2 separate regions of the Homo sapiens genome follow, and region 1 is linked to region 2. A link is a loop called in an ENCODE intact Hi-C map of the cell type or tissue named here. Cell type or tissue: IMR-90. All regions are shown on one strand. Links, peaks and the distances in the headings refer to the core of each region. The heading gives the core; the rest is flanking DNA.

Region 1 (12,004 bases), core at 1,985-9,984, 1.9 Mb before region 2:
TCCTTGGTTTCTCATTAACATGGAGCAGTCCCCTTAGACTTCACACATAGTGGCCACTCACAAGCACATACACATTCATGCAAATGTTAGGAACGATCAACTGCATGCTTCCAACTGTACAAGTTCCAACAGAAGAGATTTGAGAAAATTCATTTTAAGGAGATGAGCTGCCATTAAAAATTTGTCATTACTTTCCTCAATCTACTTGGCTAAAGCCTCAATATACTTGGAATGAATATCCTTAATGAACTTGGCTAATTGTTTTGTGATGTCATTTCTGAGTTTACTCAAAATCCATTTAGAAAAGCATTGCTTAGACATAGGTAAAATTCAGAATTTTCTTCCCAGGTGAAACTATAATGATAAAATGTTAATTTCTGTTTATAACTACTTTAGTACAGGGAATATTTAGATTTATAGAACCATGGCTTCAATCTTCACATGAAAATTTATATTCACATTTTAAACTTATATTTTATTTTTATTTTTCAATCATAAATAAATTATTCTCTGTTCCTTAGTTTATAGATTGATCTTCAGTTTTCCTTTTATTCGCTTGTCTATTCGCATGGTCATTTACTGGGTTTATACGTGGTCATTTTTTGAGTCCTATGAGTAGGCAGTTTTGATAGGACCTAACTCTTCAATTGCAGTTTAAAGTTAGGTCACATTTGGCTGGCTAGTGTTAAGTCCAGGATGTTTCTGTCCAGAAAGTATAGAGAGCTCTTTTTCTTTCTCTTTAGTAAACAAAAATCATAAAACAAACTGGACACTGAATTAGGTATGTCATAAATATGCATATTTCTATACTAAAAATGTTCTTTCTTTCTTCCATTTAACCAAAATCGATAATGTAAGGCAGCTCAAATCTTTATATTAGTTTGAATTTCTATCTTGTATCTATTTACCTATCTGTAATGTGTGTGTTTATAACCCACTTGCTTTTTTTCCTCCTTGGCTCTAAGGAGAAAACACTTTTGTATCAGTTAATAGGTGAAATAAAATCTACTTTTTTATAGTAAATATGCTGAACGCATAGCTTTTTGTGAGTGAAAGTTTAACATTCCATAATGTAGGAGAGACTGTGCTCTATGTTAAAGTTATTTTGCTTTGAAAGAGAATGTAATCACTGTGAGGGTAAGGATATCATGCAATTTCTTTTGTTATAGTCCTTGTATAGTCACAACTCTACTTATAACGGGTATTGAACCTTTGACAGAAATGCAAAATATATTCTGCCTTGCAACGCATACAATTTATAAAAACTCAAGCAGGATAATAAGTTATCCGAAGGAACTTTTGGAAAGGGAAATTTTAAAATTACAAAATTTAAAGTTGAAAGGTGTATTTGTATCTGGCATAATTCCCAAGTTGAAGTTCTTCTTTTCAAGCAATATTTACAAAAATATAATATTTTAAATCATCATCATCATCATTATCATCATCTCATCATCATCATCATCATCAATCTAAGAAATACCCAAATATACACATCACTGTGTAAGGGATAAATGGTTCCTCTTGAAGCTTTTTTTTTTCTTTTTTCACCTGAAGAAATGATATTGAAATGGATAAGACTTATGAAAGAACATACTGATGGACATAATGAAAGATGCTTCACAAAAACATGTCTCACATATATATTTGCATTAAAGTCAAGTGGGTTATGTTGGTAAAAGAATAGTATCGACTGTTAATATATTAGGCTTTAGGAAAATTTGGATTAATACCTCTTAAATAGTCAAGATTTCTGGAGGAGCAGTGTTTCAGGAAAAAAGGAAGGATTTCTAGATACAGGGAAAAAAACAGATTTCTAGATATTAGGGAGTTGAGAAATAGAATATAATGAAACTTTGCCTAAATAAATTCTTTCTTAGTAATTCAATTGTAAGAAAGATGAATTGCAGTTAATTTAGTATATAAAAAAATTTGAATGCATATATTATTTTCTTAGAATTACAATCACAGGAAGGACAATCTATCAAAAGATATTTTTTAAAAATCATAAATTTACAAAAAGATTCCATGACTTCAGCAAAATCTTTGGGAAATGCTCACTTTTCTCTCATGTCAATGAATCAATTGTTGAATTGCTGAATCAAGAGACACATCTCTATACTTAAAACATTTCAAATGGAAAGAATAGTACTGAAGTTTAACTTAAAGAAATCATCCTGTACTAAGCAAATAATTCTTCCTGATATCTTCCTAACATCGTTCAAATGTACTTTTGTAAATTATACTCTTCCTGGAACTATTAAAATAATCTACTAATTCTGATTCTAGTTACAGCTGTCACTTAATCTATTCCTGATAAATTGTCACACTTGTAACTTTGTTCTTTTTCTCAGTTTAAAATTGCACAATGTTAGTGAAATGTTTAGACAAGTAACCTTATGAAGGAAGAAGTGTAGGTTAAAATAAATGTAACATTATATAATTGTGTGTTGTCTCTGCAAATAGTTTAAAAATAAAAGAGAATAAAATTACTCATTTGACATTTCAAAGCATTGAAATAAGCCTTGATCATACCTATAGTTATCACGAACTCCCACGATCTACCTAGGAAAAAAATCTTTACCTAATAGTTGGAAATCATCATTAATAGTTAAACAGCTTTAGTTGCTTTTTTTTTGAAGCACTTTTTTCTCTCTTACATTTTTCTTTTCTGTTGAAACATAATTTTATGATTCTCATAATTAGTACACAGATCTACCAAGTTTAGAATATATGTTACATAAGATATGCTAAAACTGGGAAAACTGTTATGTATACAAATGCTATAAATATTTGCATACATGGAAAAGCCTTTATTTTCCCAAATATTTAAAACATTTGGATAACTGGCACATATGAATTAAAAAATTAGAATTTGGATCTAAATTTTTTAGTCTTCATACAGTTGATTTTCCTCCAATGTACATAGATCATATTTGGTTTTTCTTTGGCTGTCCTTTTGATTATAGTAGCACTGTATTATATATAATATTAATGTTTCATATATACCTAAAATATTCTGGGTCCTCTTCCTTCTGAACTGCAACAAGCAACTCAGAGATTTCTGAATATAATGTATAATGTGGCTTAAAAGCCTTAACACCTCCCTCTTCTTTGAGGTGGGTATTTATTAATGCGGTTTCACCTAGTGACAGTTGCATATCTATAGTGTCTGCATACCAGCATCAGCACTCCGCAGCTGTACCATGTGTGGTTTGCATTCAGAGAGAATTGGCCTCTGAGTGTCAGAGGGAATGTATTGAAAAGTGCCCTCCATATCCTTGTTGGTAGTGATAATAAATGAGGACCATAATTAAATGCAGTCAAAGAGTTAAAACTAGAAATCAAATACGTTTTAGTTTTCCTGTGATACAATACAATCACTATTACTGCTTAAAAATAATAATTTAAATTGTTTCCTCATTTGATTTATTATTCTCTATATAGAGGGATTCCTTTGTATATTTTTGAAAATCTGAAGAGAAAGTTGGAATAGAAACATCTGGATCACACCACAGAATTTTAGAAACTATAAGTGGATTATGTCAGAGAGTCTCAGGACAGAATAGTTAGCAAAGTCAGCATGTTTCATCCTACTGTTACTCCTGGTCAAAGGGATAAGCTGTAGGAGAGTCACAAATTTGATAGGTAAAAACACCCATTCAGAAATCATCCCTCTGGTGCTACTTCCTGGGTTCTTCATACTTTCACAGAGCAGCACTTCTTCATTTGAAATATAGTATAACACAAACATCTCATTAGGTCCCATTATTCCTGATGTATTTAGTTCTTCTGCATCATCAAATTGAGCTGGTTGTCATTTTCAATGTGTGAAAGTTAAACTGCCTCAGTAGAAAAGACACACACCCTGAAGTGGGTAGCAGGAAAGACTAAAAAAAAATACAGCCACATATTTTTCAGAAAACAAAATCATTCTGGAATGAGATATGAGTAATAATGACATGGAATAATGGTACTTTAGGAGTAAAATATGAATTGAGCCTAGTCAGGTAACAGAGGCGTTTAGCAAGCTTATTTGGAAGTTCAATATGACATTGCTGGTTGAGGATGATTTTTTTTTCTGAGGTTGATCTTGTTTATAGATCCATATTTTGATGAGATATGTTAGAAATACTGAATATTTTTATTTTGATGTATTTAAACAGTAGTAAAAGTTATTGATTTGTGGGTAATTTTACTAATGGAAGATTTCATAAATTAATGTAATATGCCCAACACTAGGAGACATTATTATAATTTAAGAATGCAGTACCATTTATTTTAATATTTCACTTCTGAAAATGAATGTTTTGTTATACTTTTCTAAAATTCTTTGGAGAAAAAGGTAATTTTTTTTGGCTTACAGTTTCATAGAGTATAATTTTTAAATTAAGTGTTTCTGTTTTGTTTTATCTGGTTACATACGTGATGATTTGTATAATCTCCCTCAATCTTACATTCTTACAATAATCGTGCAAAAATCCAAATTGGGTTAAAGACAGAAATTCCAAATTTTCTAATATGCTCACACTTGGTGCCATCCTGACATTAAAATATCTGACCAAAATTCCCATTCACTATACAATAAATTCATTCTCCCTCAAAGTATATTCTGAATGTAAAAATGAAAATAGACGTTTATATGCAGTCTGAGCTAGAAAAAGGTGCTGATACTGTAATTAATATTGTACCGTAATATCTTTTTAATCTATCATGCTGCCTTTTGCCCTTTATGTTATGTCAGAAAGGAGTGTAATGAATGAGTGTGTCTGTGAGTATCAGCTTGAATTTGGTGAAAACCGCAGCAACATGACATTTCATGTGATTAAGCCAGATATAGATTCAAGTGTATTAGCTTTCACACAATCGAATGTAAAACCAATGATGATAAAACTTCAAATATTTTTTAAATGATGATTTCCCGAATTTATTTTAAAGCTCAATTTGCATAAAGCCATTTTATTATATTTAAGAAATAACAGGATTCCCTGACTTTGTAATGTTTCCTAGAAAGGTAACTCACAACAGTAAAACATCAGAATATTCAGCATTTTAGGTGAAGAATGAAAGATTTATTACTAAGTCAGAAAAGAATTGGCGTAAATCTGACTTGAAACAGCTGTTTAGGGGATTAGTGGGAGTGTCTTTTCAAGTCCTGAGAAGAATAATTTTTCTTCCTTTTTTATACCAGAAGGGGGCAGTAGTGGTCCATTTTTAATAACAGCTAGCGTTTCTTTTGTTATATGACATTTGATAATAAATAAATATCACTTTCTATTTAATGTTGAGGCATTTGTACAAAAAATTAAGATTGTAAGTATCTATTGTTAGGTTAAAAGTTAAATAATTAAAAGTTTTTATGCAAATATAATCTTATGTCTCTTTTCATCTAAGCATGTAGCTCAAAATTAAGATGTCCTGCTGTAGCTAAACTAGAGCACCAGTTCTTATTGCTTAATGTTCATGCTAATAATGATAGTTATAGAATAGATTAATTCTATAACACACACACACACACACACAATTTCAGTGAACTATAGTTTAGTCTCTCACCACTCACCAAGCTGGAGTCAGCACCCACAATAAAAGTGCTTTACAATTTATATAGCTTGTCATATTAGTATTTATTTCCAATATTAATTGTGGCTTAAAATAAATTAATATAATACATTATCTCGTAATTTCCAGGTTGATTAAACGAGTGGTGCATATGCACACTTAATGGGATGGTTGCATTTTACATCTCTCCAGATCTCCATTAAAAGATAAGCTGCAAATACAGTGGTTATTCTGCTCATTGGCTGACATCTCTCTATGTCCAGATCATCTGCTTAGAACAAATGTGGCCGGACAATGCGGTATTCTAATTCCACAAATTGAGTAATTGAAGAATTTCAGAGATGCAACAAGGATGGAATTACTGTCCTCGTTCTAGGTTTAGAAGGCAGGCATGCAAGTACCTAGAGAAAGAGAACAGATGAAAGCTGGCAGCCTCTTCATTTACAGACAGCACAATTTTCTGAATTTAGCAAGACTCTTCTTTTCCCCCAGAACGCTCTATGTAAGTGTTAAGATGTTGAGACATGCATTATGTTTTACATTTTCGTTAAGTTTTGCAGAAAATCATATGGCTAAGTAGTACTTGTATTATAATGGAAAAAGGTGTGAGGAAAAACCCTCCAAAAATGAAATCCACTTGTCAGTTTGAATTTGACATGTTTTATTACATAGTAAAACCTGTCAGCTAAAATTTTAGAGATTTACACCTAAGTTGTGACTGAAAACAGGTAAATGTCCTTTCAAAACAGGTATTTTGAATACATAAATGAAAATTTTGGTAGTTGTGCGCATGTAGAGTTATCTATTTTGCTTGCAAAGTGAATTTAAAATTTTTAAGAAGTGTTTCTGGTATTTTAAAATAGCTAAGAATAACTTATGAGAATGAGAACTTAGGAAACCTGCTTTTTAACAAAAGTCTACAGGATTATATTTGAATTTTGCACAGACAGTCAACTCACAATGTCATTAGTACATATTAAAGAGCACACCTTTCCTAGATTTCATAATGCAATTTAAAATACTTATTTGATGATGAAAAAATTTTAAGAATATATTTATATTTGATTGATATTAATGATAAATAAAACATTATCCCCAACAGTTAAAATGTTGTATAGATATTAAAAGTAATTAATTCAACACGGAATTTTTTTCCATTAGAAGATTCAGTTTTTCCTTTAAAGCTGAAGGTATTGTGCTGAGATTCTGAAACTCTGCAGCTCAGTCTGGAATTATTTTTTTCTAGAAAAAATGTGGTGAGCAGAGGATTTTCTTGCTATATTAGGACCTCCCAAGTTTCTTTCGGATCTGTAATTTTAAAAGGTTGTCATTACTTTGCTTTCTCTTGCATCCTCAATGTGTGTGTGTGTGTGTGTATGAGAGAGAGAGACAGAAAGAGTGAGAGATGGGGAGGGGGAAGAGGGGAAAGAAGGACAAAAAAGGAAGGAAAAAAGGAAGAAAAGAAGCATAAAATAGGAAAGAAAGAAGGATAAGAGGAAGGAAAGAAAAAAGTGGGAATGTCAGAAGGAAGAAGAGAATAAAAGAGGAGAAAAATAATGTCTTGGAGAGGTCTATACACTTTGACGGATTGACATTGCTAGTTTTTTGGTTCTAGCTTAGGAACAGTGTGATCCTGGCAGCAGCTTTAAGATAGCACATCTCAACTTTCAGAACAACATGATTTAAAGAAACTGTGTGACTCAGAGGATAGTTTTGGCATTGAGTTTGTGAGAAAAGGAGACTTTGCTTTTGTATTGCTCTTCAAATATAAGAGAAAATTCTGTTTCTGCCAACATAGATAAAAAAGCTATCCAATTATTACAACGCCAGCTTTCTCTTTACAAATATCAAGTGTAATTAAAGCAAAGAGCTAAATATTATAGAGAAAATAAGATGGAAAATGTTGGCTGTTGGAAATTGGCTTGGTATGGGCTTTGTGGATGGATGGCATTTACTAAATTGTACCAACCCTGCTTTACGTTTTTAGACAGCATTAAAGGATGAATTGTTGATTTGCCTGTTCTTTAACATGTATCACCTGCTCGAATATTTTTCCCACCTGATAATTTTTCATCAGCCTCTTCTACAGCCAGGCGTATTTTGGCTGTGAATAGTTATAGACAAAAAGTTTTCTGTCTTATGTTATACATGTGTGTGCCTCTGTCTGTGTGTGTATGTGTGTAACCATTATTTCTTATAGGCCTATTCTATACTTTTCTGACCTTTACCTAAAGGACTGTGGCTAATCTGTGTGTGTGTGTGTGTTTTACTGGCATTTTGCTATTACTTAAATTTCTCTGTTTTCCTTTAATGCCTACCTAAATATTTTCTCATCTTACCCTTAAGCAAAATGTCAAATTCTTGGCAGACAAAACATTGCATTTTCTTGAATAAAAGGAAGGCAATATCCATTTCAGCACTTTGTCTATCTATTTAACTAGCACTGTGCATCTTTTAGGCCCTCTGTAAATACTGAGCATCCACCTGAAATATTACGTTAGCCAACAACAGCAGAGACTGTGTGTCTCTGTGTGTGTGTGTGTGTGTGTGTGTATGCTGATTAGCAGTTGTGATTATGTTTTCTTTTCTTACCATCTTCTAGATGGTGCCTCTACTTTTTTATACTTCTAAGTACCTAATAAGAAAGTGGAATTAGAGAGGAATTTGAAGATGCTACACTGTTGGCTTGAGGATGGAGGAAAGGACCCCCAGCCAGGGGATGAGGAGGCCTCTAGAAGCTGGACAAGGCCAAGAAACAGATTATTCTCAGAGTCTCCTGAGGGAATGCAACCCTGTGGACCCATTTTAGATTCTGAGCTCCAGAACGGTCATATGTTTGTGTTGCTTTAAGCCATCAGGTTTGCTGTAATTTGTTAGAACAGTGATAGGAAACACAGCCCTCTCTGACCTCTGCTTCTGTGCTTACATCTCTCTCTGACTCTGGCACTCCTGCCTCCCTCTTACAAGGATCTTCAGGACTACATGGCTCCCCCGAATCTCAGGTCATCCAGGATCATTCTCTATCTCAAGATCCTTAACTCAATCCCATCTGCAAAGTCCCTTTTGCCATATAAGGTACTATGTTCACAGGTTCCAGGGACTAGGACATGAGTGTTTTGGGGGACATTGGTCTGCCTACCACAGACACCTCCCAGGTTGTAAAACACATCAGCAGCAGATTCTCAAGCTTGGCTCTAGGAGCAGCACTAGAGCAACAGGAGGTCGCCACTAGTCTGAGGGACCCCAGGCCTACCCGCGGCTGCTGCAGAGCTCTGTACCTCAGCAGGTGTCCATGCTTGGAGGGGAGTTTGGCCACCTGCTCTATGAGACACAGTGCTCCAGATCACTGTGTAGGCTTCTCAGTTGTCTGCAAGAACCAACTAATGGATAGAGTTTTCTCCGGACAAAGTTTTAAATTTCATATTTCCTGAAATCTTTGAGGCTTGTTTTGCTGCTACTTCTTTTTGGCGAATGACAAAAAGAATGGTTTGTACTTAATAAACAGGAACTGAAGAAATTAAAAAAGAGCTGTGGTATGTGTGACATGATCCCTGTTCTTGCAAGGCATTTATATATCTAGCAATATCCTGAGTTATTCGGGCTTGGGGAGATGCTTGGAGTGCTGTACAGTGAATGTCAATGATATCTGGTGATGGAATCATTTGAGGCTTTCTTCTTTGTATTTTTCTTTTTGAGTATAGTTTAGAAAAAGCATGTATCTTTTGTAGAAACAATAAAATTATTATTTAAAAAATGGAATTATGCAATCACTGAAAATTGTGTCAAACTACATATATGTACTGAAATGAAAACTGTCTAAGTTACATAGATTGAATTAAAAAGAAAAAATGTCATGGACAGTATATGCAGTACAGTAGTCCCCCCTTATCCAAGGAGGATACATTCCAAGACCCCCTGTGGGTACCTAAAACTGTGGATAGTACCAACCCTATATATATTATGTTTTATGATCTGATAGATAACTGAGACCATCACATATATAGTCTATCAATGACCAAAATATTGTTATGGGGTGCATGACTCTACTTCCTCTTCCTCCATTTCTTATTACTCTGTGGTCATAAAATCAGATAAATCATGAATGATTCAACTAGATGTTATTTTACATCTATAGGAATTATATTGTTTTATCAGACAAAAAGGAATTGAGAATAAAATAGTAATAATAATTTATTAGAAAAACATGCTATTTTTACAGTTTTTAAAGTAAATATAATAATAATTAAATATGAACTTAATTTTTCAAGGTAATTTTATATAAATTTACATAACTAGAATTAAATATTTGCCTGTGTCTGAATATTAATACATAAGTCATAATATTCCTACAGTAGATGCTTAAGACATTATTTCCATTAAATGGGAATAAAAAGATGAATATGATTATTTTTAAAATGTATTAATACTAGGATGAAACCAAGTAATAACAACATATAATTATATTGATAGGGCTTACAGAGGTAGCAATAGATAGTTTATTTACAATTTTGTGCATAAGAACAAAATGAGGTTTTGGAAAATTGTCTTGGCCAACAATTTTTTGTTCACATGCTTTAAAATTTATTGTGTAAAACTAGCCATATTTGATTTCTCAAAAGTGTCTTTAAAATGTATTTATGCTAAATGCTTCTATTATTGAGTCTTCTTCTATTTGCCCTCATAACCTCCCATTCCCACTCAAAAAGCATCCACAAAATAAACCCCCAAAATTGCTGAGAGGCAGTATCCCTTGTCTGGACTCATTTTCACTTAGGAAATGGTAACCAACTCATTGTTTTCTGTTTCAGAATTTCTTACAAAGATACATTCATTGTGTAAATTGTTGCTTCATGATTTTTGAACCTGAGACAAAAAGCAACTTTCAATTCTTGATTATAGCTTCTCAAAATATACAGTGTAATTAAGTGTTGAAAGAGCAATTATATTGTAAGTCCTTGTTTCACACCCAAACTTTCTCTTGCTTTTAACTTTTGGAATTTTAGTCGCATTTTCAGAACAAAGGTGAACATTTTGGGAAACAGTGATAAATAAAGGGCAGATGTGTTACAATCATTTTAATGCATATGAGACTGTTTCAGTCACATTATATTTGCTTTCCACATCAAAAAAAAGTCTCAGTCTCACTCCTAACGTCTCAAGCATTCTCTGTTTATCTAAAAAGTTTCCCTTCGCCCAAACCTTCCCCCATACCCCCTGTATCAGTGTATACAGGTTATTTCCTTATATGCACTGTCATACATTATTTGACTGCCTACTTAGTCTACGTTCGTCCCCTTGGAGAATTAGCTCTGTTCCGACACACAATAGACATTCAAAATATATGCGTTGAATGACTAAATGAGTGAATAAATTAATTACTCTATTTCAGACTTAAAAAAATTAGGGTAGACACAAAACAAATTAGAGCATTTGACAATGGTTTTCAAATAAAAAATGTATCAACCACAGACAGGCCAAATATTTTTCTCAATTTCTTTTGTTTCAAAAATATTTGGGGCAAAGGTTATTTTGAAATACCCTAAAAATTAAAGCATATTTTTCAGACTCCACCTTAGATTTCAAATGTGGCAAATTACTTTCTAGTTGCTTTTTCCCGTGTTAAATGACATGTATTTCTGTCTAATTATGGTCAGTTGTTGTGGTGGTTCTGAGGAAATAATTTGAACTGAAGCCACAGTTCAAACTGGATATTTGTTGTAAACATATTTTAACAAAATATTTGCCCTGACCAGTCACCCCTTGATAATTAAGTTCCTTCAGGGCTGGGACTTGGTCTGTTTTATTCATTGCTGTGTTTCAACTCCTACAACAGATCACATGGTAAGTTCTCAAAAACTGAATTAATACTTAATGATTAGATTAATACTTACAATGGAATGAGTGCTTACTGACTGAATTCATAGACAGCAGTTCCATGGGTGCCAGTGGAACAGTAATCAGGACAAGAATGCCAGAACTGGGCAATATACTGAGATAGTTTTAAGAGAACAGACTCTAGACAGGCAATAGAAGAGTGGAAGTGTATATAATTGCCAAGATCAGGAAGAACTGGGAGAGCAGAAACCTAGGTTGATAAGTAAGAAGTCAAAGTTTGACAGTTGTGGTCTGGATAGGTAAATGTCTGAATTCCAGGAGATAGAGAGGTCTGGTTTGGAACAAGCAACTAGAAGAAAATAATATAAACTTGACTGAAATACTCTGTTTTAGTGAACAGCCTTACACCTGTTATATGCCAAGGGCATGGACAATTAAGTTGACAGATGTCTGTGGATAAAATAAGGGATCTGGTCAAGAACAAGTAAAAAAGCAATTCTTGTAGGTGGGTTTCAGCACAGTGACTGTATTTATGTAAAGATGACTCAATGATTGGCGGAAGCATATCGTGAAAGATAGAAATTATCGGGTTGTTTCTGACACTGATACACTT
Region 2 (12,004 bases), core at 1,238-9,237:
AGAAGCAGAAGAAGGAGCAAGAAAGAGGAAAAGAAGAGGATTATTTATTCGACCTACTTTGGATGTCTCTCTCGCTTTTCCTTTTTCCTTTTTTTGGCAATTATTTTCTTCTGATTTTTATTTTTTCTATTTCGCTGTGATTTCGTCGCCGGCGTGAATTATCCCGTATTTTTCTCCCCCTTCCGTCACCTCCCGAAAGAAGAAGGCAGCGAGAGCCCGGCGCCACCGGCACAACAAAAAGAGCAAAGTGTGTGATCTTCCTCGCCGGCTGCCTCCCGCTCTCCAGCGCTGCCTTCCTGAATGGCTGGCTGCGTCCGGCCCTGGACCTGGCCCCCCGACACCCGCGCGCCCTGATCGCCGGCGGCAGCCTCGCCCAGCGCCCTGCTCGGCTCACCGCGCTCCCCGCACTCCCGAGCCCGGCGAGGGCTCCCGCCGGGACAGCGGCGGCGCCGCGGGCGGCCCCGGCCTCCGCTCGCGCTCCGGCTGCGGCCCCGACTCCTGCTCGGACTCCGGCCCGGGTCCCGGCTCCTCCAGCGGCGCTCGCCGCAGCAGCTCCGGCGGCAGCTCCAGCGGCGCCTGCAGCCGCGACCTCCTCCTCCTCCGCCGCCGCCGCCGCCTCCGCCCTCGCCGGCTTCCTCTATGTCGGCTCAGCCCGCGCGCTGCGCGTAGCCCGAGCGGCCGGCGGGCGGGCGCCCGGCGCGGGTGAGCGACTGTGTGTGCGAGTGTGTGTGTGCGCGGGGGTGCGGGCGAGGCGGAGGGCGAGTGTGTGCGCGCGCCGTGGCCCATGCCCGCCGCCCCCGGCGCTGCGCCCCGCGCCGCTCCCGGCTGCCGCCTGTGCCATTTCTGATTTTGCAACTTGGGGAAGAAGAAAAAAGCGAGAGAAGGGAGCTTGCTCGCCGGGGGGTGGGGAGGGGGGAAGGAGAGCGCGGCCCCCCCAGGAACGGAGCGCGGGGGGAGCGGGCGAGGGGAGCAGGGGTGTTGGGGGGGGAGCCTGAGAGCCTGGGGGGGCTGCAAAAAGAGAGAAAGAAAACAGCAGGAACCACAACAAAACGCCAGCAGGGCGGGCGGGCGCGCAGCAGCAGCGGGGCGGCCGAGGCAGTAGCGGCGGCAGCGGCGGCGGCGGCGGAGGCAGCGGCCGGTGTCCGGCTCGGGCTCGGCTCCTGCGACCCCGGGGCGCCCGGCGGGCCCCCCGCCCCCTCCCCCTCCCCCCTTCCCCTTCCCCTTCCCCTCCCAGCGCGCCCGCGCGCCCCGCGGCCCTCGGCGAGCAGCTCGGCTCCCCCCAGCGCTCCCCGGGCCCAAAGATATGGCAATGGTAGTTAGCAGCTGGCGAGATCCGCAGGACGACGTGGCCGGGGGCAACCCCGGCGGCCCCAACCCCGCAGCGCAGGCGGCCCGCGGCGGCGGCGGCGGCGCCGGCGAGCAGCAGCAGCAGGCGGGCTCGGGCGCGCCGCACACGCCGCAGACCCCGGGCCAGCCCGGAGCGCCCGCCACCCCCGGCACGGCGGGGGACAAGGGCCAGGGCCCGCCCGGTTCGGGCCAGAGCCAGCAGCACATCGAGTGCGTGGTGTGCGGGGACAAGTCGAGCGGCAAGCACTACGGCCAATTCACCTGCGAGGGCTGCAAAAGTTTCTTCAAGAGGAGCGTCCGCAGGAACTTAACTTACACATGCCGTGCCAACAGGAACTGTCCCATCGACCAGCACCACCGCAACCAGTGCCAATACTGCCGCCTCAAGAAGTGCCTCAAAGTGGGCATGAGGCGGGAAGGTGAATATTTCTTCTCTGCTTCTCTCCCCGCGCTTCGCCCGCCTCCCTGGCTCTTTCTTTCTTTCTCGCCCGGGTGGTTGCTGTGTGGGGCTGGGGCTCCTGTGGTCCCGGCCCGTCCCAGCTTTCCTTCTCCCGGCTGCCTTCCTCCCCCGGCGTCTCCCCCCGCCCTCCCCAGCTCGCTGCCGCTGCCTCCCCCTCCCGGCCTGCGCTCATCTCCCCGGCTCCCCCACCCCGCCCGCTGCCTGCTCAGGATTGTGTCCCTGAGATCGTGAGCTGTGGCTTAAAATCCCCTTCTTCCCTCTGTCTTGGATGTGCTCGGTGTGTGTCTCTTTCCCGCGTGTGCGTGAGGCTGCTTGGGGCTGTGCTGGCATGAACTTGGGGAGGGGTGCTTATTTCCCCCAGAAAACTCTGTTTCTGTGGTTTTTTTTCATTCCACTTTTCCCTCCACCTCTTCATACCCTTTATTTAAAATGGGGGAGGGCTGGGGGCTGGAGTACCCTGAACCATAGATTCATTGCTGCCATCATCCTTTTGGAAGCTTAGCTCGGAAAAAGAGGAGTGAGATTTATTGCACTTGTAGGTCTAATTAGGGGGGAAGGGGGGCTTCTGGCCCGTTCACTGGTTCCCTCTCTTCTTCACGGAGCTGGGGCCGCCTCCTCCAGAGCTGTGGCCTTGTTTTCACCCCTCTACTTTGAAAGGAAAGTTTGTGACTGAACCGTGCTTTCATAGTTGTGTCATTTTTTTTAAAGCATGATACTCGTTTTATTTCTTCATCAAACTCCACCCTCTGCTTAAATACTGCATACAAATTACAATTTACAACGGCATTTACCGATCCTTCTGATTTGGCCGTAATGCATAGACTGCAGCTAGCATGAGCTTCCACATCATTTAATCCCTGTGTTGTATGGGTTTGTTTTTTTTAAAAAAAAACACAACTTTTGATGTTGTATTTGGATATGCTTCATGTTCATGTGGCAAGAGATGCAGTACTTTTCTTATAAATATATTTAGCCGTTTACAGTTAAAGTTTATCTCTTGACAATCATTAAAGATGTCTTATAGTCAAATTAGCGAACCAGTCAATTTTGCAGAATGCAGATTACTCCTTCTTGTAATTGACTTTAAAATTATATTTTATATGCCACAAGAAAAGAAATTGAATTCCTTCAGATCTCAAGGAGCAGACAAATATGACTACTTCATTTCTAGCTCCAGGGAGATTTTGTAGGCATCTGAAAAAAAAAAAACTTTGAATTGTACTCTCACTTAATTGAAAAATAACTGCCAAGTTCAAAACTATAATTAGAAAAAAGTATTCTAGGCATTATGTTTCAAGAGCTTCAATTGCACTGGAACTTGCATTAAAATTAGAATCAAAGCAAACTTAAGAAAATAGAACAAAACCTGAAATAAGATAGCTACATGTACATGAACATATCTATATTAATTTGTTGGGGGAAGAGTTCAGTAGCCCTAACTTTTCCTAAAGTTGTCTTTGTTTATATGGCAATTTAAAACGCTGGCACTGTTGAAGTAAAACATACACATTTAAAAAAAAAAAAAAAAAAACTTTGGTCAGCTTTAAGAACTCAAAGCATGCTTACGTTTTGCATTCAGATGGTTAATGAATCCAGTGTTTTTGCAGTTGAAAGCTCGTGCATTCACTGGGCAAAAGCTGGCTGCAGGTTGCAGTGGCACCGCGCAGGACAGACATTAATTATATTTCCTACTTTTTTCAATAATGTTTGGCTACTGTAAGTTCAACTTTTTTTCTTGAAAATTTTCAATTTTCTGTTGCTTTTAATAGTGAGAACTTTGTATGGGGCGACGGGGAGGAGGGGAGAAGGGAGGGGTGCAGGATACTTGTTCTCTACTCAAAAGTTGTAAGTGGTTAGTAGGATATGTAACTTGTGTCTATTTTAAGAATTATTCTATAGCATTTTAAGAGAATGTGGAAACATTTTATCAGCAAAACGCTGCTTGCTTGCAAATGAGGAGGCCGCTAGGCATTTGCCTAGAACCACAACCTTTCTCCGGTTTCGCCTTTTTTTAACCCTGATTTTTTTTTTCCATTCTGGAGGGGTGAGTGGGGTTTCATTTATCTGTGTGTTCCCCCGTGGTGGCTTAGGGGTTGGATGACACTTTCTTGACCTTGCCAGGGTTGGGGCCCTGGAGTCAGGCCTAGCTCCGGCGGGGCTGACGTGGCCAGGGGCTCAGGCAGTGGCTGGACACACTGAGCTGTGGAGCTGGAGGGCCTCACCCCAGATCTCCTAGCGGTGTGGACTGTGAGAGCGAGCCGGAGAAGATGCGCGGGGCGCGTGTGGCTGCGGGAAGAGCTTCTGCATTGTGTTGGGTACGCTGCGGCGCGGCAATGTTCGCAAGCTCCCTGGATGCACATTGCCTCTTTTCTCTCTTTCTTTTTGTCAGCGGTTCAGCGAGGAAGAATGCCTCCAACCCAGCCCAATCCAGGCCAGTACGCACTCACCAACGGGGACCCCCTCAACGGCCACTGCTACCTGTCCGGCTACATCTCGCTGCTGCTGCGCGCCGAGCCCTACCCCACGTCGCGCTACGGCAGCCAGTGCATGCAGCCCAACAACATTATGGGCATCGAGAACATCTGCGAGCTGGCCGCGCGCCTGCTCTTCAGCGCCGTCGAGTGGGCCCGCAACATCCCCTTCTTCCCGGATCTGCAGATCACCGACCAGGTGTCCCTGCTACGCCTCACCTGGAGCGAGCTGTTCGTGCTCAACGCGGCCCAGTGCTCTATGCCGCTGCACGTGGCGCCGTTGCTGGCCGCCGCCGGCCTGCATGCCTCGCCCATGTCTGCCGACCGCGTCGTGGCCTTCATGGACCACATCCGCATCTTCCAGGAGCAGGTGGAGAAGCTCAAGGCGCTACACGTCGACTCAGCCGAGTACAGCTGCCTCAAAGCCATCGTGCTGTTCACGTCAGGTGAGGCTGCGGTCGCGGGGAGGGCAGGCCGCGCCGGCAGCGAGCGCAGGCCCCGCGCCGCCCGGGCCTGGCCTTCGGAGCCTCCCGCGCGGCCGGTGCGGGGCGGGCCGGGCCCTCGCTGGACACTGAGCCTGGCCCGGGTCTGTGACCCCCGCGCGGTGACCGGCTGGCCGCGCCGCTGCCATCTTGGGAGCGCGGCGGTGCGGGAACCGAGGCGGCGCGGGTGCGGCCGGCGGGCGGCCGGGCCTAGTCGCCCGGACCCCTACGTGGGGCCGCGGCTGCCGAGGGTGTGTGTCTGAGGCGGGGGGGCGGTGCTGTGGATCCGTCTGGCTGCGCGCGCGCGCGCGCGTGTGTGTGTGTGTGTGTGTCTCTGTGTGTGTGTCTGTGTGTGGTGCGTGTTATGTGTGAGCCAGAGCTCAGCGTTTCTGGGGGAGGCGAGGGAAGGAAGAGAACGTGGGAATGTGGCTTCTTACCCTGTGTGGCACTCTCCTTGAATGAATTTCCCGACACAGAGAGACACAGAGAGAGGTGGAAAGAGAAGAATACGCACAAATAAATCATAATAATCCCGCTTTATCGCTGCCTGATTTTCCCTTATCGGAAACCATTCATGTTTGCAGTTGGTGAGGTTATTGAGGGTCGTAAAAAACGGATTCGATCTAAACAAGAAAGATAAAAAACAAAAGCAATGCTGTAGAACCCGCAAGTATGGGAGGATTCCCCGCCTGAAGATGAATTCCAAAGCTATGCAAAACACATGAACACTGGAAATTTAAGAGTGCCTTAAAAAATATCAAATTATGTGTAGGCAGTGGTAACATGCATGTTAACAATTTCTCTTATGATAGATGGTTCAAATTAACTTCCAGAAAAGTGCATTAACGTTTCCTTTGAAGGGCTCTGGTCTGAGCCTCCGAGAACAATCCCCGCTTTTTATTATTGTAACCTGTAAGAGGGAAACATATAAACACCCAGGACAGCAGGTAATGGGGAGAAATAGAGACAAAGCCAGAGAGGAGGCTGGTGGCAAGTAGTGCTGCTTAGACTGGGTCTTGGGCCCTGCCCACTGTGAGTAGGGTTAGCTGCAGTTTTACCACCATTATTGGCAGTATTGTTTTTAATTCCTCCATTCGGAGAACAAATAAACCATCCTAATAAATCTATCCTAGAACCAGGCTTTCCAATGGCCAAATTAAAACCATTCTTGAACAGGGATAGCAAAATCCCTTTCATAAGGCCTTGTTGAACAGTAAGCAATGGTATAATCTATCAATATTTCTTGGCTTTCATGTGTGAAGAATTGTATTTACATTGTATTAAAATGACTCCTAAATTTGCACAATATTGTAATGTAGCAAATGTAGTATTAATATCGATCTGAACAGCAGATAATTTATTTAGACAAGAGCATCTCATTTGTATGCAGGGTGGCCAGAGCAATGGACTTGGACTGCCCCCCTTTTACTTTCAGTGCAAATGCAGGTCTGCTAGTGAGAGAGGGAGTTATTCTTTCCAAGAGGATAAAGTGCAAACCTTAAAACAAATGGAAGATTTATGGAATAGCCTCCTCCGTATTTGAATGCATTTTATCTTAATAAGTCTTCTTGATGGAAACGTGTTTTTCAAAAGTGACAAAGAGCCTGGGAAGCAGCAACCAGGCTGCCTCAGCTCTGGCAGGCCTGGGGCCTGGCTGGCTCTCTACTACCAGGCTCTTTAGCCAAATTCATCAGGAAGCAAGCCAGTGTCAGGGAAGCTGGGGTTTGAAAATCTCATCCAGCGAGGTGTCTTGAAGCAGAAATGTGACTTGGAACTGGACAGACGTTTTCTCAGGAAAGGTCTCTCCTCTCTTTTCCTTACACCCCCTAAGGTTCTTTGAACCCCCTTGACTTTGCTAATCTCATGCCCTTTCCCAGAGAGAGGTGAGGACTGTGCAGGCTGCAGGGAAACACTGTGGAATTATTCATGCTTTCCTTTTAACTTTCCATACTAAAACATTCCTGTGAAAAGTGTTCATTTAAAAAGTTTTCCAAGGAAGTTTCTTGAATCAAGTCTTCAAGGTGCAAAGAGTGCCTAGAAATGAACAATAACATTATTTTGTTGGAAAATTGCAAGCAGAATATCTGAAAATGGAAATAGAGCTGTCAGTAGTAATTCACCTCCCCCCTCCCATGCAACACATTTCCACTTTTGACTAAACTTGTTTTGATTGCTAGCCAGAAGGGAATTCATGGGAAGCCTTCTCAAAGTCATCCAACTTTTAAGCAAACTTTGAATGATGGAAAAGACAGTTTTAGACATATTGTCCAATGTGGTTTGCTTTGGCTAAGTATTTGAAGCTGGCACGGGGGTCCCCCGTGGTGGTTTTCACATTTGGCCTCCGGATGGTATGTTTAATCCTTAATATTCTGGACTGCATCCAAGGACTAGGTCATGACCTGAACTTACTTTTTAAAAAATTCATTAGTTCATACACCTAAATATTCCTTCAAATAAATGAGACTTTCTCTGAAAGGAGCCATCTAGTTAACATAAATACAATAAATCCATTTTCAGCACAATAATAACTTTGATTTCTAGTTATGGCAGCTGATTACATCTATATTTCCTGAACACTAAACTCTTCTGAATGCACAACATGAAATACATTCTCTGCACTACAAAGGCTAGGCCAGGAGGGCCTGAGCAGTAATGGTTATTTATTTACATAATTTCTTTTCCATACACTGTAGAAGAAATATTGAGAGTTCCCACATTGACACTACCGTATAAAAAGTGTGACATGGATTTTGCACATTCTGCCTCATTTTCTTATCTGGGGTATAACTCATGGAGCATAAATATATACTGTATTACACCCCCTGGTCACCTAGCTTTGTCACCACAACCCCCTAGTTGATCTGGGAGCTCATACCTTCTGTCCACAGTTGAGGGAATCCTGTTGCAAAGGGGTGAATGAATTTCCAGACTGGGAAGCCAGGCCAGAACCAGGGCTCCTGCCGGAGGGAAGCCACAGAGCTAGCTGGCTGGTACCTGGCAGGCAGGCCCAGCTACAGGCATTCACCTCCAAAGGAGGGAAGAAATGGAAGCAACCAGCACAGGACCCAGGCAGGCCTTTCCTGGGCTTCTTGTCTCTCTTGGAGCGGCCTGTTTGGGAGTTGGGAAGTGACCTTGTACTCCAGGGACCCTAATCATAAATGTCAGATAGATATTTTACTGAGCTGAGGGGATGCCAGATGGATCTTAAAAAAAAAAAATCTGCCGGGATACCAAGGGGCCCTTTTCACATTGCATTGTCTAGGGCTGAGAATGATCCATAAGCATGCAGGCAGATAATGCATGTAAAGCAAGCTCTATGTAATTATGGGTCTGGGTCTGAGTGAGGGTCATTCATCAGGGCCAGGTTAGCAAGCAGGGCCAAACTCACGGTCCCCTCTCTAAGCAGCAAAGCCCCACAGAGCTCTTGCTGCCCTGGCCCTAATAGCCATAAAGTCTCATTTGGCTTCCCATATCAGACCAGTGTGGATATACCCAACTGGCTGGCTGGAGTAATTAGACATCTGAGAGGAACCTAGTCTGTATCTGAGGTCAAAGGGGACTTGCCTCAGAAGTTCTTGAATTATCACTAGTTTTATTTGTATTTTTGCTCGAGGCCATAGCCTTGTAGATGAAGGTGTTAGAATGCTTTGTAAATCCCAGTTCTTGAAATATAAGGTCATAAAGCTCAGAAACTCAGCAGACACAGGTTTCACTTTGAATCATTTGTTGTGTCTTCTTAGGGTCACACTTGCCCATTCAAAATTATACAATGTCATTTTGGGGGCATTGCCATGCATCAATTTTTTCCCAGATCTATATATTAGCAAATTCTGCCTTTGATCTCTAGTCAACCTCCTGACTGGCTAAGGGCTCCTCTGTGATCTTACTGGTTTTTTTTTAATATTTATTATTAATATAAGAAACAAGTGGGTATTTGAACTAGGAGAGGATGCCTTTACTCCATTCCTCTTATTCCATCTTTCCCTCCCTATGCTTGCCTCTAGTTAGTTGATATAATATAATCTGCTGTCCTGAAATACTTTTAGAGGACCAAGAAGGGCCTTGGTTGACATGAACTAAGCACACAGATTTTGAGGTGCTGTCATTGTGCGGAGGTGCCTTTTTCTCCCTTGGTCCTGCCACCAAAAGCTTATCTCCCCCCAAGTCCCCCCTCAACTCCCCACCACCCACATCCCCCCCTACCCCCCCAGTTCTGAAGCAGCAGCAGCTGCTGCCTGTAGCCTAGCTTTGTGTCTGATTGCTGAAGATGTCGCCTTTCTGCAGCCTGGAGTAACTGAGTCATATTCTTCCTGATTATTATACAGCTTACAGAGATGTGACCAATTTTCAATTACTTGATCTAAGGTATAGATAGAAGTGTACACCCTCACCAAGGATTTGCTGCAGAGTCCTTTCTTGCATAGATAACGGATCTGAAATCCTATATTGCTAAAGCGTGGGCTTCATCTGATTCCAGGCACTGCCAGCCCATGATTCCTTACCCCCTCCCATGTGTTTGTTCACTACACAATCTAGGTTCTCCTGGAGGTTTCTGGTTGGGGTGGTTTGGGTTTGAGAGGGGACTCCAGGAATCCTTTAAGAACTGCCTTCAGGCTGCATATTTCCTAAGGGGTACTGAACACCCCCAGATCAGAGGCAAATGGGGCAAAAGTTAATGAGCACGGCCAGAAAGATGCTCCCTTGCAGGCCGAGGACAGGTTGTTAAGCGCAGCAAACATGGTTCCAGCATTGTACATTATTTAATCCAAAGGTGAAAGAGGAAAAACAAAGGGACTAGAGAGGTTTCTGCCTCTGCATGTGTGTGCCTCTCTCTCCAGCTCCCCTAGGCTTGGTGGGGGTTTGATTTATTTTTATTTGTATTGTATTGGGGGCGGGGGAGGAGGGAATGAAGAAGGGGATGGAGAGGTATAGGAGGGTGAATTTTTCTTTTCTCTTTTACTTCTTTTTTATTTTCCATTTTCTCCTTAAAAAAAATTGATGGCTTATTTTGCCTTTGCTATTTGTCAGCCTAACCGTGTGCTCCCTTTCCCTGTCTCTCCCTCCTGTGGCTGCTTGGGCAGACGCCTGTGGCCTGTCGGATGCGGCCCACATCGAGAGCCTGCAGGAGAAGTCGCAGTGCGCACTGGAGGAGTACGTGAGGAGCCAGTACCCCAACCAGCCCAGCCGTTTTGGCAAACTGCTGCTGCGACTGCCCTCGCTGCGCACCGTGTCCTCCTCCGTCATCGAGCAGCTCTTCTTCGTCCGTTTGGTAGGTAAAACCCCCATCGAAACTCTCATCCGCGATATGTTACTGTCTGGGAGCAGCTTCAACTGGCCTTACATGTCCATCCAGTGCTCCTAGACCTTGGGCGCTTCCCACCTGCCCCGTCCCCCTAGAGACTCAGAGGACCCACCTGGGCCAAGGACTCCAAAGCCGCGGGGACACCGGGAAGTGCAGCGGGCCAGGCAGGCTGGGTGGGAGGGAGGAGGGCCGAGACAGGAGCAGCCCACCCAGCAGAAATACAATCCGAGCTACAAAGCATGGGAAAAAGAGACTCTTTTAGGATCAGATCTGTGAGCACGTTGGCGAGGAAAAACAAAACAAACAAAAAAAAGAACCTTGTGTCTGTCTGGTGAAAAAAAGAAAAACAAATTGGAAGAGAGGACCATGAGAATTTTAATAAAACAGAAGGAAACTAATGGACCTTCCAGGATTTATTGTGGACGGATGTGGATATATTCTGTACAGGAACAACACATATGGAAGTGGACTGAAGCCTATGTAGAAACACACACACACTGAACATTGTTATTCATTTTGTAAAATACTAGTCTTTATTTTCATTTTTTGTAAAATTTAAACATCGTATGCGCATAAAGAAAAAGGAAACAAGAATTAGGGGAAAATAACATTTTCCAAATAATTATAAAAAATTGTCCTGTGTCTATGTATCTATATCTGTTTTGTATTTTTTTCTGGTTCCAAACCAGATTTCCTGTGATTCTATACTAATAATTTTTGATATAACCCTTTGCTTCTTATAATGAGTGCGATATATGTTGTCGAGGCTGTTCTTCAAGAATTAAAATTGAAGTGAAAATTTAAACAAAAATAAAAGAATTTAGCAAAACCCATGTGTCTGGTTGCTTGATAGATGTTATCCGTGGAAGAGAACTCCTTGGTTAATTTCCACCTCAACTATTATTAGAATTGAAGGTTTTGGTGTGTAAAAGGGGAGACTTTTAAAGTCTACTACAAAGTTGGTTAGATTCATTTCCAAAAACCAAGCTGCTACCTTGGTTTTGTAAATGCGGAGGGCCAGGCTCTACATGGGCTGGGGTCCGCGGGGAGGCAGGGCGCCTTGGTCGCTGACTTCAGCCGTTGAGACCTGGTGGGCTGCGGGCGGTCCCGTGCTCAGTTGGGCCAGGGAGTGGTGTAGGCAGGGTCGCGCGCCCGGTAAGTCTCCAGGCACCAAGCACCGGGGGCGCAGCCGGCTTCAGTGTCTGGCGGCGGCAACCGGGGCTTTACCGCATGTGGGAACTTGCTGAGCTGGAGAAGCTACAGAGGGACATGGAGAGCGGGACGTGGGGGTGACGGGAGTGGGCCGTTCAGACGCCACTGAGCCCGGCGCTGGTAGAACCCGCCTCTCTCCAGCTCTGGGAGACAGTTGGAGCCTCAGCGCTGTGAGTCCTGGCTTTGCTCCCCCTTATGGTCCACTGAAGATCTGGCTGTGGTTTGCCCTTCACTCCAGACCCTGTGACATGGGTTCTCAGAAGGGTCCTGGAACTCGGATGGGTGAAAGGAACCCCTGCCCCGCCCCGCTTGTGGCACTTAGGGGCGTGGACCCGGAACCTGGGAGTCAGAGGGCTGGAGCGGGTTCTTCACAGAAGAGGTATTTGGGCCCTAGTGGCCCTTTGAGGGCAGAAGCCTCCCGCTGAGGCCTGTCGGTGGGTGTGCTTGGGGGTCAGCTCTCTGTAACAGCTTTCGGAGCATGAATGTTTTATAGGATCAGAGCGGGCGCTGCGAGAACACATACTGCCAAGGGAGCTCTTTCTTAACGTATTAATAAAGCCAGATCTTTTAAAATAACACCTCTCACCCCTCCCCCTTCCCTCAGCCCCAAACAGGCCCGGATGAGGGAAGAGCTTCACTTTCAGAAGTCACTGGCAATGTTTTGCTTTCAGTGTGCTATCTGGAAGTCTCCACGTCTCCCCGGCACCCCCCGCCACCAAATGCATTAACA

What was found. Peaks named below come from ENCODE experiments on the same cell type or tissue, not always from the same donor. Only the 100,000 strongest peaks of a DNase experiment are listed, where the experiment ranks them.
Region 1: it touches region 2 in a loop (11-fold over the local background); 6 of 110 quality-filtered maps call a loop at or near these places.

Annotation. Positions count from the first base shown.
Region 1 is chr5:91,636,758-91,648,761 of GRCh38, forward strand. No RefSeq gene overlaps it. Among named protein-coding and RNA genes, the nearest start is that of ARRDC3, 260 kb to the left of the region's middle. In IMR-90, for the core only: a CTCF peak has its summit at 5,181 (motif pointing right); no DNase peak of the experiment used is centred there.
Region 2 is chr5:93,583,721-93,595,724 of GRCh38, forward strand. It overlaps NR2F1 (nuclear receptor subfamily 2 group F member 1), which reads left to right. Exons shown (of 3, transcript NM_005654.6): 1 at 1-1,766; 2 at 4,197-4,724; 3 at 9,842-10,891. The coding sequence starts at 1,304. The coding sequence ends at 10,122. It also overlaps a transcript of NR2F1-AS1 not described here. Among named protein-coding and RNA genes, the nearest start is that of NR2F1, 6.5 kb to the left of the region's middle. RefSeq lists a silencer at 552-631. In IMR-90, for the core only: a CTCF peak has its summit at 6,169; DNase peaks (open chromatin) are centred at 3,761, 4,021 and 5,131; H3K4me3 peaks cover 5,447 bases; H3K27ac peaks cover 5,880 bases.